2 separate regions of the Homo sapiens genome follow, and region 2 is linked to region 1. Evidence: chromatin contacts called from ENCODE Hi-C data. All regions are on one chromosome and are shown on one strand. The core of a region is the stretch at or near the end of the contact, and the rest is flanking DNA. Distances in the headings are between cores, read along the strand shown. Region 1 holds the start of FAM98A (family with sequence similarity 98 member A). Region 2 has its middle 36 kb from the start of LINC01913.

Region 1 (7,532 bases), core at 1,827-4,326:
TTCCTTTAAAAGTAAAAACTTTCCAGTTAACCATTTATATCATTTTTATAAATTTAATGCCAGTTAAGACTAGTAAGACATTCTAGTACCAAAGAAACGTCAGGTTAGGTTAATAAATATTGGCAGTTAATGAACTGGCGCATCTGAATCCTAATCCTTTGTAAGTGATTCCAATATAATTTTAAAAAATTTAAAAATGTTCAAACATTCATAAAAGATGACAGTCATAATGAACTCCAATCACCAATATTCTAAAATATAAGATTTCTGTCACTCCAAGTAATCTTAAATACATATTATTCAGATTGCTTTACATTCTCTTAAATATTGATAATAATGCTTACTTAAGATGATACAATAAATATGCTTAAGATAATATAATGTTTAGGCCAGGCGTGGTGGCTCACGCCTGTAATCCCAGCACTTTGGGAGGCCGAGGCAGGTGGATCACGAGGTCAGGAGACCAAGACGATCCTGGCTAACACGATGAAACCCCATCTCTAATAAAAATACAAAAAAATTAACCAGGCATGGTGGAGGGCGCCTGTAGTCTCAGCTACTCAGGAGGCTGAGGCAGGAGAATGGCTTGAATCCAGGAGGCAGAGCTTGCAGTTAGCCGAGATCGCACTACTGCACTCCAGCCTGGGCGACAGAGCAAGACTCCGTATCAAAAAAAAAAAAAAAAAAAGATAATATAATGTTGAGAACTACAGGTATGTTAGAGAAATGACAGTTCTCAAACCCTTTAAAATATGATTATAGGTTTATACAGTATATGCAACAAAATGAAAACAAATCATACATAAAAAAATGAGATCACATGTAGTCTGGCATCTAGATTTATAAACTATGTATTATTAGACACTGAAATCAAAAGACTAGGCCTAGAAGTTTCTCCTTGAGTTTCACATTTAGACTTCATTAGTTTATTCAACAAGTAGTTACTGAATTCCTACTGTGTGCCAGGTAAGAGATAAAAGATGACTATTTGCCAGGATCAGTGGCATACACCTGTAGTCCCAGCTACTCCGGAGCCTGAAGTGGGAGGATCGCTTGAGGCTAGGAGTTCGAGACCAGCCTGGTCACCAGAGCAAGACCTCATCTCTTAATAAATAAATAAATAGAAAAGGTAGTCATTTAATTCTAATATTTCTCAGTTAATCCTTTAAAAGTACATTTCAGTTAATTAAGGCTGACTTTTAATATTTGAATGCCACCAAACTAAGTAGTTAAGGTTAAAATTTATAACAGTTTTCAGAAAATCCATGGTTTACATTACACTCTATGTCAAGTAGTTATGTGATTACAATTACTACAGTAACAATTACTTGTACAGTACCCAAAAGAATAAAAAGTTAAAAAAAGGAGGGGGAAAAAAAAAGACAATAATGGGAAGAAACAGCATCCGTGGCCAATTCTTAAGTGACCACTATCCATGCAGAAAGACTACATTTAATAAGGTCTACCCCCTTCCTTTCATTCCACTCATTCCACTACAGTACTATAGTGTCATTTATTCCAGAAAGAAGCTTCTAGGATTTCATTTCCTTTCCCAGTAAAGGGACCCTCCTCAGGGCTCCTCACAGCATATTTTCCCAGTATCCTGTGAACCCCTCTTCCACCTCACCTTGTACTCTAAGGGCCTAACACTGCCACAAAGAAACTGTTCCTAAAAAAGTCCTAATGAATGAATGGTTTCATGTGTGAACAAGCGATTCAGTCTGAGATGTCAACTAAAGAGACTATTTTGCTGAATGACTTTAACATATGCCCTAATGAAAGAAAGAAGCCCCCTAAAGTCTGGAATATTTATAAAAATTCAGAGCAAGTTTCCAAGAAAAGAACAATAGTATTTCACTGTGACAAAGACAGATGATAAGCAAGACTACTTCGTTCCTAAAAATTTCTACTAGGGTAGTAAATTATTCAAATAGGCAGACTTTGGGAATCCTCAAGGTGTTTTTTCCTAAAGAAAGGTTTCTCTCAAAGGTTTCCTTGTCATGGAAAAACCTAAGAGAAAATTTTGATAAAGAACTTGTTACTTAGAAATACAGCTAGCTAAATCTGTACTTTGTTTTGATACCGTACCTGTAGGTAAGTATCTAACCATACAATTTGTTTCTGGAACCACATTTAGCCCAAGAGGGTCCACGTTCTCAAGTTTAATAGAGTACACTGATCTGGGTGACCCAGTGAGATAACAAACCCTATTTCCAGCTTCTAGATACTGATGAATTATGGTTGAATAAATATCAGGAGAAGGAGAGACACAATGCAAAACAAATACGCAGGTTCTTCGTGGGTGAAGACGACCCTGGTCTAATGGGGCTCAACGAGGCAGAGTATCACAGAGTCAAAGCAAACTGCTGGTGGTTCCCAGGGACGTGGTGATAGGTTAGATGCACAAGCGAGCTGGCCAGCGGAACAGATGCAGCGCCCATACAAGTGGCTTAGCGAAGCCTGGGTGCATGCAGAGATGACTGGGCAAAGGAGAAATTTTGAGAGAAGTGGGGTGGGGTAGGAGGAGGGGCTCAAGATGGGAGTAGGAAATTTGGAGAACAAGTAGGAAAGCAGAATCAACTTTGGCAACCTTTAGAGTTGAGGGGTTAAGGGGTAGGGCAGGAGGATGAAGCGAGGAGAGAAGCTCGGGGAGTGGGGGTGGCGAAAATCAGAGCCCAGACAATGACACGCATGACTGACAAACGCTGCGGGTAGCTCGCCTGCAGGGAGCACTGGGCAGGCCTAGGGGTGTTGGGATTGGAGGACCCCGAGCTAGCAGTGCAGACAGTGGACGTGGCATTGGGGGTGCCGGGGCCAAAGGGAAGCGACAGCCAGGAGCCACGGGGTGCGGCGTGGAGAGGCAGGTGTCTCAGACTGGGGCGCAGGAGGTGTTCCCAGGGGGCCGGCAGCGTGGGGCTTGGGAGACCCGTGCCCTGACAATCTTACCCTAGATCTTCCAACGACTCCAAGATGTCAGTCTCCATGAGGTCACACTCCATGCTACTGTGGTATTCAAATTTCCGAGTCGTCAGGCTCCCCTCTTCGCCGGCAACGCGTACACTCGCGCATGCGCGACTTCCCCGGAACTTCCAAATCCACAGCTGGCGCCTCAGCTCCCGCACTGCGCATGTCCGGAGCGTGCGCAAGAAACTTGGTCCCACTGACCGCCCCACCCCTGCCCACTAAAGAATTACAGGGCCCGCAGTTTTGCACATGCGCGTTACTGGATCGTGAAGCTAGCCGCCCAGAGAAGGGTAGGAGGACCGGCTGCGTGGCAGCTGGGCGTGGGGACCACGCGAAGGGGAGCGCTCTCGGCTCTCGTTATTGGGTGTACGCATGTGCGAATGTAGGGGGCGCGGCGGGCCGGGAAGGAGCTTGGAAGAGTCTCGGGACGCGGGTGGAGTCGGCTGTTAAACCGAGTCTCTGCATCCCAGACAGGAGATCGGGTGGCTCTTCGTAGGGTGCCGGCATGTGCTAGCCTTAGCTTGCAGGTCATGTAGAAAGGGAGAATTCTTGCGCTCCCGTCTTCAGGACGCGGGTGCGGGCCAAGTGCAGACGGCAGATAGCGTGCCATTTGATTTCCTCGTGGCTGCAGTAGCTTTATTTCAGGGTTAGGGATGAGCCAACTTTCCGCAGACTATGGATGTTCAGAAAGTTGGGTCGTTTTCCCTCATGCATTCTCTACCTGATGTCTAAAGCCCTTCCCAGACACTAAGCATGTTATTTTAAGGAGAAGGGGAGCTTCACTCCATAGCAAATAGAATAGAATATTTTTAAATCCACGTAGTTTAGACAGTGAATAAACTTTTTGGCTGTACTGTCATTACTTTTGACATTATTTGCCCGGGTGAAACATTGAGTTCACGATGTGGATGTGTTGTGATATCTTGGCAGTTACTGAGGGTGTGTTTAGAAATTACTGAAAAATCAGAAATGTTTTCAAAGTGATGGCATATTTAGAAAACTATATTTAACCATAAGTTGGCGTACTGTTAAATCGTGTAGGCATTTAATTAAAGAGTTTTCATATTGATACCTGTTGATTTTATTCTATAGTTCTCAAGCATTTTTGTGTCTGATGGATAGATGTTCCTATCCTTAGTAGTACCTTTTTCTTTTCTTTCTTTTTTTTTTTTTTTTTTTATGAGACGGAGTCTTGCTCTGTCGCTCAGGCTGGAGTGCAGTGGTGCGATCTCGGCTCACTGCAAGCTCCGCCTCCCGGGTTCACGCCATTATTCTGCCTCAGCCTCCCAAGTAGCTGGGACCACAGGCGTTCACCACCACACCCAGCTAATTTTTTGTATTTTTAGTAGAGACGGGGTTTCACCATGTTAGCCAGGATGGTCTCGATCTCCTGACCTTGTGGTCCGCCCACCTTGGCCTCCCAAAGTGCTGGGATTACAGGCGTGAGCCACCGCGCCCGGCCAGTAGTACCTTTTTCAGTTTCCTTATTTTGCATCATCTGAAGTGGGGGTAGGTTTTCTGCACTTACCATGGGCACTTGATATGGCCCATTATGATGCAGTCACCATAAGGCTGTGTGAATATTAGTCACATTCTACAGATGAGGACACTAAGGCTGAGTGGCTTAATAATCTTCAGCGATCTTAATGCCTGTAAGTATGAAACTAGATTTTGAGATTGAGGTATATCTAAATCCATATTCCTTCTTTTTTGACTAGTCAAATAAGGATTTATACGCAGGATGTGAAAAGAGGAAAATTTAGCTAGTTGAATTTGTTTAAACTTGTATATATTGTACATAATTACCTTATAATAATTGAATAATTATTTTCCTCATAGGGTTGTTGAAGGTGCTAAACAAAAAGTCATGCCTAATACAAAAATCAATTTTGAAAGAAAAAGGGTTTCATTCTTGACTCACTTTTGATGTAAGCTGTGTTCAATATTGAACTAATATTGAATATAATATTGTGTTCAATATTAGTGAATGAACGAGTGATGACTTCCCTAAAAGTATTAGTATTCCCTTTCTTTCTTTAAAAAAAATCCAGCTTTTGCAGGAATAGTATTCTCTTTCTAATTCACATCGTTAGCTTAAATGAAGGATTGCTGATATGAAATTTTTATATATTATGGTTTAAAGGAATTCTACAATGGCTTTCTCTGCAATTAAAAAAAGCTTTTAAATACTACTTAAACAAAATTGTGTTCCCTACCAGGCAGGCTCAGAAAGAAAGAAAAAAAATTGTCATCATTTTAATGGGATCTACGAGGAATCTTTTGCATTTTATTTAGAAATTATTTATGTTTATAATGGAACCTGATATCTGAAGACCTCTTTGAAACTGAGTTTACTAGAATGAAAGGAACAATGATTTGGAAGTGAGGAAGCTCTGGTTTTTGCATCAGATCAGTATAAGAAAGAATTTTTCTAACACTCTAAGAGTAGTCTTAAAGTGACTTAGGTATCGTTGAGAGATGATGAGCTTCCTGTCTAGAAGGTGTTCACCTAGAGGCTGAATAATTACTTAAGGGTACTCTTGTGAGAAGGCACACCCACAAGTGCCAGCACATGCCCTTTTACTGATGACTTTGATTCTAGATTCTTTCTCAAAAAAGAATATAAAATACCAACTTAAAACCCTTCTAGGGTCTGGCGCGGTAGTTCAGACCTGCAATCCCAGCACTTTGGGAGGCTGAGGCAGGACGATTACTTGAAGCCAGGGGTTCAAGGCCAGCTTGAGCAACATAGCAAGACTCTGTCTCTGTTAAAAAAAAAAAAATTAATTAAAAATGACTTCCAGGTGGGACCCAAGTGAGGCAGAGGGGCAGGGGCTGGCAGACCAGCGGTAAGCATGGCATATCAGGGCCTCACCATACGTCTCATTGCAATGAGCGTGTTTTAGGGCTTCACTGGTTTCTTCATGCCTTGGTTCATCCCTAAGGGTCCTAAGTAGGGAGTTATCATTACCATGTAGGTGACCTGTTCAGTTTGTTGCTGTCTCTTTTGGCTGATTGCAATCCTGGCCAACTCAACCCTCTCTTCAGACTGCAGTTGAAACATGAAATCATCTGGTATCCGAAGTGTCATTGGCCTTGAGGAAGACAGGCTTTACAGTGCTCAGTCTTAGCAGTCATGAGAAAAGAATTCCTTCTAGATGCAAAATCCAAACCACACCACTTTTCTTGACTTGCTTATTTTGGGCATCAGCTGCCTTAAACATTCACACCACATTTGAATGTCTAACACAATGCAGCATTTTTTTCTTCAACTTTTTTATGCTTTAATGAATTATGTGCCTACTTAACCTAAACTGTGCCAACTCCTCAAAATGATAATGCACTCTTTTGAGAGAGAAGATGCTTTTCTTCTGAGAAATGTGTTATTATGTCCTTGGAATTTGTGGATTTGTAGTGGCTCCTGCCTTCTCATAACATGGGAATCAGTGAACTATTTAGAACGTACTACTGCCTGACAAGACTCCAGTGGGGCAGTCAGTAGGAGAGGACGTTCAGAGGAAAGAGCTCTCCCAACAGAATTACACCAAATTATGTGTTCTTTTTTTTTTCTTTCTTCCTTTTTAAACAGAGTTTTGCTCTGTCGCTCCCGCTGAAGTGCAGTGGTGATCTCGTAGCCTCAACCTCCTGGGCTCAAGTGATCCTCCTGCCTCAGCCTCCCAAGTAGCTGGGACTGCAGCCGCTGGCCACCATGCCTGGCTAAGTTTTTTTATTTTTTGGTAGAGACGGTTTTGCCATGTTGCCCAGGCTGGTCTCAAAATCTTGGGCTCAAGCAATCCGCCCACCTTGGCCACTGCACCCCGTCATGAGCCACCACATCCGGCCCAAGGTATATTTTCAGCATGAATTTCTCATTTCTGCCATCTTTTGGAATAAATCATTTTTCTGTTTTCTATAGATAAAATAAAATATAAAATAAAGCTATTCTAGTGTCCCATCTTTGAGGGAGTCTGGTTACTGTCCATATTCTTAACTGCTGCTGCTACAGATTACCACAAATTTAGAGGCTTAAAACAAGACAGATTTATTATCTTACAGCTCTGGAGGTCAGACACCTGAAATGGATCTCACCTGGCAAAAATGGGCAGGTTTGCATTTCTTCTGGAATCTCTAGGAGAGAATCTGTTTTCTTCCCTGTTTTGGTTTCTAGAGGCCACCCACCTTCCTTGGCTTATGACTCCCCTCCTTCATCAAGACCAGCAACACCACTCCGACCCCTGCTACATGGTAGTCATGCCCTCTTACCTTCCTGCCTCCCTCTTTTACTTATAAGGACCCCCATCCTTGTGCCAGATAATCCAGAATAATCTCCCAACCTTAAGATCTTCAATTTAACCACACCTGCAAAGTCCCTTTTTCCATAGTCTCATGTTCCAACGATTATGATGCAGATAGTTTTCGGGGGAGGGGGGTCCATACCACACTGCCTTTCCTGGAGAGTAGAAACAATGAATGATCTTAAAGATCAGCCTTTTCTAGCTCTTCTTGAAGAGAATAAAGACAAATTATTTTTTTCACTTGTGAAAGAAATGTAAATGGGAAAATTGAAA
Region 2 (7,532 bases), core at 2,525-5,024, 8.2 Mb after region 1:
CATCAAATCTCAAGAAAAGCAAACTCTTTTGGAAATCAGCTTCCTTGATCTTTTAGCAAATCTTTCCTCCTCATCCACTTTAATAATGAAAATAATTACAATTACATGTAACCAATATTTACTGATTATTCACTCCATGCCTTCCATCAAACCCATCATAACAATAGTAGTAAATGCAATAAAAAACAATTAACAAGTACTTACTATATGCCCAGAAATGTTCAAAGTTCTTTATGTGATTGCATCATTTAATCTTTATAATACTGTACCTATGATACCAAGAAAGACAGGAAAATGTGTATTCTATATTACTTAAGCTATTGGTGCCACTTATAGGCTTTGTCATATAAATATTATGCTAAAGTTAATTCCCTAGTGTTCTTTTTTAAAGTATGAAAATGGGAAAGAAGTGAGTGCCCATTATTGATCGCCTGCTGTATTTCTGGCACTTTAACATGTTTTCTTCATTAAAACATCACCAACTATTTATGAATACATTTTATTATCCCCATTTTAACAGTTTATTGAAAGACTGATGTCATAAACTGCACATATTTAAAATGTGCAATTTAATAAGTTTAGATATATGTATATACCTGGGAAGCCATATTGCAATCAAGGTAATGAACATATCTATCAGCTCCCAAAGTTTTCCTCTCTCTCTTTGTAATCCTTCCTCCTGCCCCTCCACTTGCTCGTCCCCAGGCAACCACTGACCTGCTTTCTGACACTACAGATAAGTTTGCATTTTCTAGAACTTTATATAAACATAATCTCGGTATGTAATCTTTTTGTCTTGCATCTTATATCCAACATGATTATTTTAAGATTCATCTACGTTATTCTATTTATCAAAAGTTCACTCCTTTTTACTACTGTTATTCCAATTGTCCCCATTCTATAGATAAGCAAACTGTGAAAATAAGCAACTAGTTCTAAGATCACATAGTAAAGGACCAGATTCAAATTTAAATCTGCCCAACACAAAAGCCCCATATTTTCCCACTAAAAATTATGCCTGTCTTCATTTTTAACTGAGAAATAACTCTACATATATCTTCAGAATGGAAGAATGTGGCCTCCAAAGTAACCAGGCTATAGTAACCGCACCAAAATTATTGCTGGATGATTAATTGGAGAGGGTGTCAGCTGTCCTACCCACTTACCTCCACAGTATGTGCTCAGCAGTACCAGCCTTAAACTTTGGGCTTCAATTACAAGGTCATTCATCCAAAGAAGAACCCTGGAATCCTGGGGCTGCCAAGATACATGAGACCACTGTACACAGGGCCTAAGCTCTAGCTAGAGTCCTCTCCTATAGGCCAGAAGAGAAGGAAATGGGTGGGGCAGATGATGGGAGGTGGTCAAACGTATGGTACAGCAGGGAGGCATCCAAAGAACCATGAAGGTCCTCACTGAACTGGGTCACTTGTGTGACTTGAAGGATAGACTTTTAATTAAGGACAGAAGAGAAGATAAGAACTACAAAATGGAAAAGAAAGGAAAGGTAGACTAACCCTTGCCAAACTCCCAAACTGTTAATTTGGTGATCTTAGGCACTCATCACTCTTGAAATATAAAAACAGATCAGATTTCTCCATGATTCTCGCAACATACGTTTGAGGAGGAATTATTTGTGATACTATGAATAACAACAAATAACTAGCAGTTATAGAGTACTTATTACGCACTACACACAAGAATCATATTCTATTTTCATTTTACTACAAAGAAATCAGTTCTCAGAAAATATAAGTGACTTGTCCAAGATCACACAGCCAGAGAGTGAATTCGTTTTAGCCAGAATTCAAGTCTCCAAGTCTGTCCAGTAATCTTCCCATGACTCAGAAACACTCCAGACTTCCCTGCTCCCAACCAATCACCCAACCACCGCTACACACTTCACCATCATTGGTCCCAACCCAGGCTCACCCTAGAGTATATGCTGACTTATGTCCTTTGATTTCAAACCCCTGAAACCCTTGTCTTCATCAGTACATGTCCTTCTATGTACACTGCCCTCAGAATACTGTTGAACACTACAGCCAACTTAAAAGATACTCTAATAAACCAATTCTACTCCAATAAGTTAATCATTATAATGTTATGCTTTCGTCAGGTGCCAACGGGGCTTAAGAAAACAGTGCCTAAAAGAATAATGTAAACTGTGGGCAAGAGTGTGATATAGAGATTTTCCAAGTCCTATGTTCATACGTGTGAGTGTGATAGGTTTACAGACTAACTCCAGACAAAGCAAGCCACTATTCCTCTTTCAGAAGGGCCAACTCAGGCTGAAGTAGCCTATTGCCTGGGGGAGGAAGAAGGGAAATAATAATCATTATTCCCTTCCTCATAAATGATATGAATAATAGGGGCCAACATTTACTGATTGCTTTGTATTGGGTATTTTATCAGTACCACAATTAAACCACAATTCCATGAAGTAGGTGTTATTGTTAGTCTCATTTCCAGATGAGGAAACTGCGACAGGGAGGCTATGTAATCTCACCATGCTAGTGCTATGCAGGCTTGGGACTCAACAGGTATTCTTTCAAACGGCAAAATTCTCATTCTTTTTGTTTTTTTCTTTTTTTTTTTTTTTGAGACAAGGTCTCACTCTGTCACCCAGGCTATAGTGCTGTGGTGCAATCTCATCTCATTGCAGCCTCGACCTCCCAGGCTCAAGTGATCCTCCCACCTCAGCCACCCAAGTAGCTGGGACTACAGGCACACATCACACGTCTAGATAATTTTATTTTTTGTAGAGAGAGGGTCACACTATGTTTCCCAGGCTGCTCTCAAACTCTTGGACTCAAGCAATCCTCCTGCCTCAGCCTCACAAAATGCTGAGATTATAGGTGTGAGTCACGGCACTGACCCAGAATGCTCACTCTTAACCAGTGCACTGATCCCCACCAGTTATTGCTTATCGTGTACCTATTATGCGCATGGCACTGTGCGAACCTTAAACATATTAATTTCATTGAAACCTCATGGCAAGCCTTGGAGATAGGTATTATCATTATCCCCATCTGACAGATGAGGCTCAGGAAAGAAAGGAAACTGAGTTAATGTGGAGCTGGAACCGACGACACGCATTCTGACTAAGAGCTCTCTTATTCAGCACGACTGATTCCTATTCAAGTTTAGGTATTTCTCTTTCTACTTCATTTAGGTTAAAAGGCTTTCCTCTCCAGGAGCCTGGCAAGCCAAGCCCGCCCTCTGCGGGGCAACAGCACGAGGCATTACCCCTACAGACCACTTGGCGGCGCCGTCCGTCCTGAGTTGGAGAGAACGGTGGGCAAGTAGGGCTCCTTCCGCACGCTGCACGGTTCTTCTCCGGGCCCGCCCCCTTCCAGCAACAGCCAATCAGAAACTCGCTGACAGCGCTAGGCTCTCCACGGTAATGGCCGTGGATGATAATTGGCTAAGTCTCTTAAGGGACGTCTGGTTTCCGGGGACGCAGTGATAAGCGCAGAACGGGAGGTCTCTGAAGCAAGATGGGGCTCCAGACATAATCTTTACCTGAATAAGTCCCAACGCTGGGAGTGTCAGCCCGATCCTCCTACGGTGGAAAAGGCGGCAGCCAATTGCTACAGTCCCTTTAGGCTTTTCTCTCCCGCCAATCCTCACTCTGCCCTACGGGAGGGTTCTTGGCCGCTTCAGCTCGGTTTGCTGCTTACCAACCCCGCGGCCCAAGGGGAGCACGGCTCCCTGGCCCGATGCCCCCGGGGTATGCAGAAGGGCCCAGCCGGGACAGCAGCCACTGCATTTCTTTGGCTTGCGCTGCAGTCCGGATGGAGCTCGGTTCTGACCCAGAACATGAGATCGGGTTCTCATTAATTCAGCCCAGGGCCTTGCACACGCGCCCCGCCCCTGCTTGAAGTGGCTCACCCCGGACTTTCAGGATCTCACACGAAGTGCTTCGCTTTCCCCTGCAGGGATGGTACTCTCTGAGCGCCCTTGGAACTTTGTAAATAGCTGCATTGCAGCACTTCTCCATTGTTTTATTTCACGCATATTGGACTCAGGGTAGAGACCATATCTTAAACGTCTTTGCTTTGAGCAAGATATTTAAACTCTCTGTGCAGCATTTTTCTCAACTGTAAAGTGGGGATAGTAGTACCTCTTGCATAAAGTTGTGCGCACTAATACATGTAAAGCGCTTAGAAGACGGTCTTGCACACAGCAGATGATCAGAAAATGTTAGCCACTTGTTATTCCTACAATGCCTAGCACAAACACATCATAAATACTCTACAGTGCTTAGAATCAGTTTCATATATTTGTTCTTGGAGGTTTAAATCTCAGCTTTGTCAGAACTGCTCCAAGAAGGAAACGGTAAATATATATACACATGGCTGTAAATGTGTCCGAGTGCTTCAACATGCAGTGGCAGTTGAGAACAGCAGGGAGCCTGGGTTCAAGTTCTGACTGCAGCTGAACAGCCGAATGACCAATAGAAAATTAACTAAAACTTAACTCCTCAGCTGGGGAATGGAGATGATCATAATAATATCTACTTCATCGGGTTGTGGTGCTTGCATTCTTATCCCACTTTCACTTTGGGAGCTAGTACAAGAATGTAATGACACAGTATAGTATTTCTACCTTATATGTGTCTCCCACTTTAACTTTTGCAAAGCACATTCATATATTATCTCATTTAATACTCACAGCAACCCTGTGAAGCTCAGAGCACTTCCTGGTTGGAATCCTACAACATGTCCATGGTGAGCTGCAGCTCGGTTTCTTTGAGTGCAATTTCAATGTCAGTGCCATTGCTCTGCATCAGGACTGAACCAGTGACCACCTGGGTCTCAGATAAGCAGAAGGATTTGCATCCTAGATTTTCAAGCCAGTTGTTCTATTTTTTTTATTTCTGATTACAGCAGAAAGACGTAGTTACATTATCTTTTAAAATGTGAACAAAACAAAGTGCAAGGTCTGGTCGACCTTCACACACACTCCCCAGAGGCAGCCACTGTCATCCATTGAGTGTGGCATCTTCCTAACCTCCTGGGTATGGTTTCATGCATGTACCTGTGGCGGGGAGAAAGCTAGGTTTTTTTGTTGTTGTTCTTTTGCATAAACATGATTGTATTTTAAAATTTATTCTACAACTTGTTTTCTTCAATTAACAGTACATCTCAAAGATCTTTTTATGTCTGTATCCTTATTTCTTTTTAACTATTGCAGTCTTTTATACCTGAACTCATTTAACCATTCTCTTGTTGTTAATTCTAATTTTTAAAGCCAAGTTTTTCTTAATCCCCCTCAAGTCCCAATTTTGTTGTAGCTGGTTAGATTCTGAACAGCCTCTGGGCCTAAAGATTCAAGTCACCAGGAAATGAAATCCTTATGGTCAAGAGTTCCACCTAGCTCCATATTCTTCCCATACTACAAGCCCAAAGCCCTGGCAAGCTGTGAAACTGGAGTCCCTCCTCCCAAGAGGAAAGAGTGGGAAAGAGGATGCCCACATAGGGCCAAAATGGGCTGATGACGACTTTACTCCTCAGAACATTGCTCAGAGCTGAGGACATCTCTGTAACTTTAAAAGCCTCCTAATTCCCTCCAAGAATCTGCATGGCTGAGATCCCTTCTGAAGAGGTGAAGCTGGTGAAACTTTCTCTTCCTTGAGGCCCTGGTGACCCTCATGACTCAGTCCTTCCCCAGGCCCACCCCTCACTTCCAACACCCACAAGTATCTCCCAGGGTTGAAACCTCTACTTCAGAACGCAGACTTGGAATTGAATTGCAGGGAAATGGTGGGCACATCCTGTGGGTACTTGTGAAACACATGGACCTCAGATCCTCAGATAACCCTAAAAGAAATGATGTGGGCTGGCCACGGACTGGTCTAGGGACAGTGTCACTTCAGGCAAAATGAGAGGTAGAGAATCAGGGTAGAAATCAGCAGATTACAGGCACAATTCCACAAGGGAATGTGCTGACTTCGTGACCCTTAACTCCATGCCCTTTCTACCCAGCTCCAAAAGGAATTCACTTGCCTTTTCTCCAGCTACAACTAAAGAGTCTGTGGAAGGAGAAATAGGTAAAAGTCTCATCCCATGAATTTCAGACACATCTCTGGCGCACCCAGCATTTTGTACATTAGCCAAAAAGCACATATTCCTAGTTGAATACAATCACACACATATAACACAAATGGAGTCATGTTCACAATCAGGACACCAAACTGAATCTATGTTGAAGATGTTCTGTATTCTAACACCCAACAGAATAATGCACTGGAGCCATACCGGACAAACAACTTACAAAAATGGATCTCAGACTGGAAAATACATTTGAAAAAAATGCAATCTCACTAGTCATAAAAAAACATACAAAATTTTAAACCGGGATTTTATTTTTCACCTATAAAATTGTCATGTTACAAATTATAATATGCATTTCTTTTTTTTTTAAGAGGAAGTTTCGCTCTTGTTGCCCAGGCTGGAGTATGAATATGGCTTATGACATACTTAAGAATGACAAAAATTGCTCTGTCCTCTGTTGCTGGTGGTGGAATAAATTAGTTAAAGCCTTTTGGAAAAATAATTTGGCAATATGTATCCAAATCTCCTTAACCCAGCAATTTAATTTCTGAAAATCTAGTTAAATGAATAATTTCAAAGATTTTTGCATCAAGAAAACCTGGAAGCCAATATCCAACTTCAATATTCAAAAATAGGAAAATGGTTAAATGAATATCGACACTGTAAAGATGTGTAATAACATGGAAAATATGTATGATGGGGCATTGAATAAAGAAAATAAGATTCAAAAGAAACAGTTTGATATTATTACAACTACGTTGAAACCCGTATTGTATACACACACAAACCCACACACAAATGATTTCGTTTACTCCTTTCAACAATCAGTGAGGAAACTGAGACACAGGAGGGTTCAGGAACTGGCAGCTGGCCACATAGCGAGTGGTAGAGCCAAGTTTTATGCCCATGTTCTTCCCAAAATACCACAAAAGCAACCACTAACTGTGAACAATGCTTGTTGAACTTGCAATCTGAAAGCTCCTATTTACATGTTTTAAGCCCATGAAGAGATTTTATAACTCAAGTAATGCTACTCCATGAGATCTCAAAGAGCACTTTTATCTCATCCAACTAGTCCTGCTCCAGGAAGAAGCCTCCAGAAGTCAAGTCAGGCTTCAGAAGCAAACAGAAGAATCTGGTGTGTTGCTGACGGAACTCCCAGGGAATCCACCCATCTTTGGGCAGAAGGCCCTTGCAAAATTACTTAGTAGGCCAACTTCAGTGATTTACACACAACCTGTGATGGTTAATACAGGTTCAATCAAATCAACTTGATTTGATTGAAGGATGCAAAGTATTGATCCTGGGTGTGTCTGTGAGGGTGATGCCAAAGAAGATGAACATTTGAGTCAGTGGACTGGGGGAAGACAGACCCAACCTTAATCTCGTGGGCACAATCTAATCAGCTGCCAATGAATATAAAGCAGGCAGAAAAATGAAGAGGTGAGGCTGGCCTAACCTCCCAGCCTTCAT

Evidence for each region. Hi-C counts contacts between places; a loop is a spot of excess contacts on that map. Pooled maps may share reads with other maps.
Region 2: a loop to region 1 is called in a map of CD8-positive, alpha-beta T cell, with 26 times the contacts of the local background. The contact joins the enhancer-like site here to the promoter of FAM98A in region 1. A Hi-C loop is called at or near these places in 2 of 168 maps with a recorded cell type or tissue (CD4-positive, alpha-beta T cell and CD8-positive, alpha-beta T cell) and 4 of 50 pooled maps.

What each region holds. Positions count from the first base shown.
Region 1 is chr2:33,596,223-33,603,754 of GRCh38, forward strand. It overlaps FAM98A (family with sequence similarity 98 member A), which reads right to left and starts at 3,077. Exons shown (of 8, transcript NM_015475.5): 1 at 2,947-3,077. The coding sequence starts at 2,999. It overlaps LOC105374455 (a long non-coding RNA gene), which reads left to right and starts at 3,123. Exons shown (of 3, transcript XR_939942.3): 1 at 3,123-4,616. It also overlaps the pseudogene ATP6V0E1P3. RefSeq lists enhancers at 2,331-2,520, 3,071-3,140, 3,171-3,220, 3,361-3,590.
Region 2 is chr2:41,837,582-41,845,113 of GRCh38, forward strand. No RefSeq gene overlaps it. Among named protein-coding and RNA genes, the nearest start is that of LINC01913, 36 kb to the right of the region's middle. Within about 2 kb of position 3,775, at least 19 of the 41 ENCODE cell types and tissues checked have a DNase peak (open chromatin) inside an H3K27ac peak, as active enhancers do.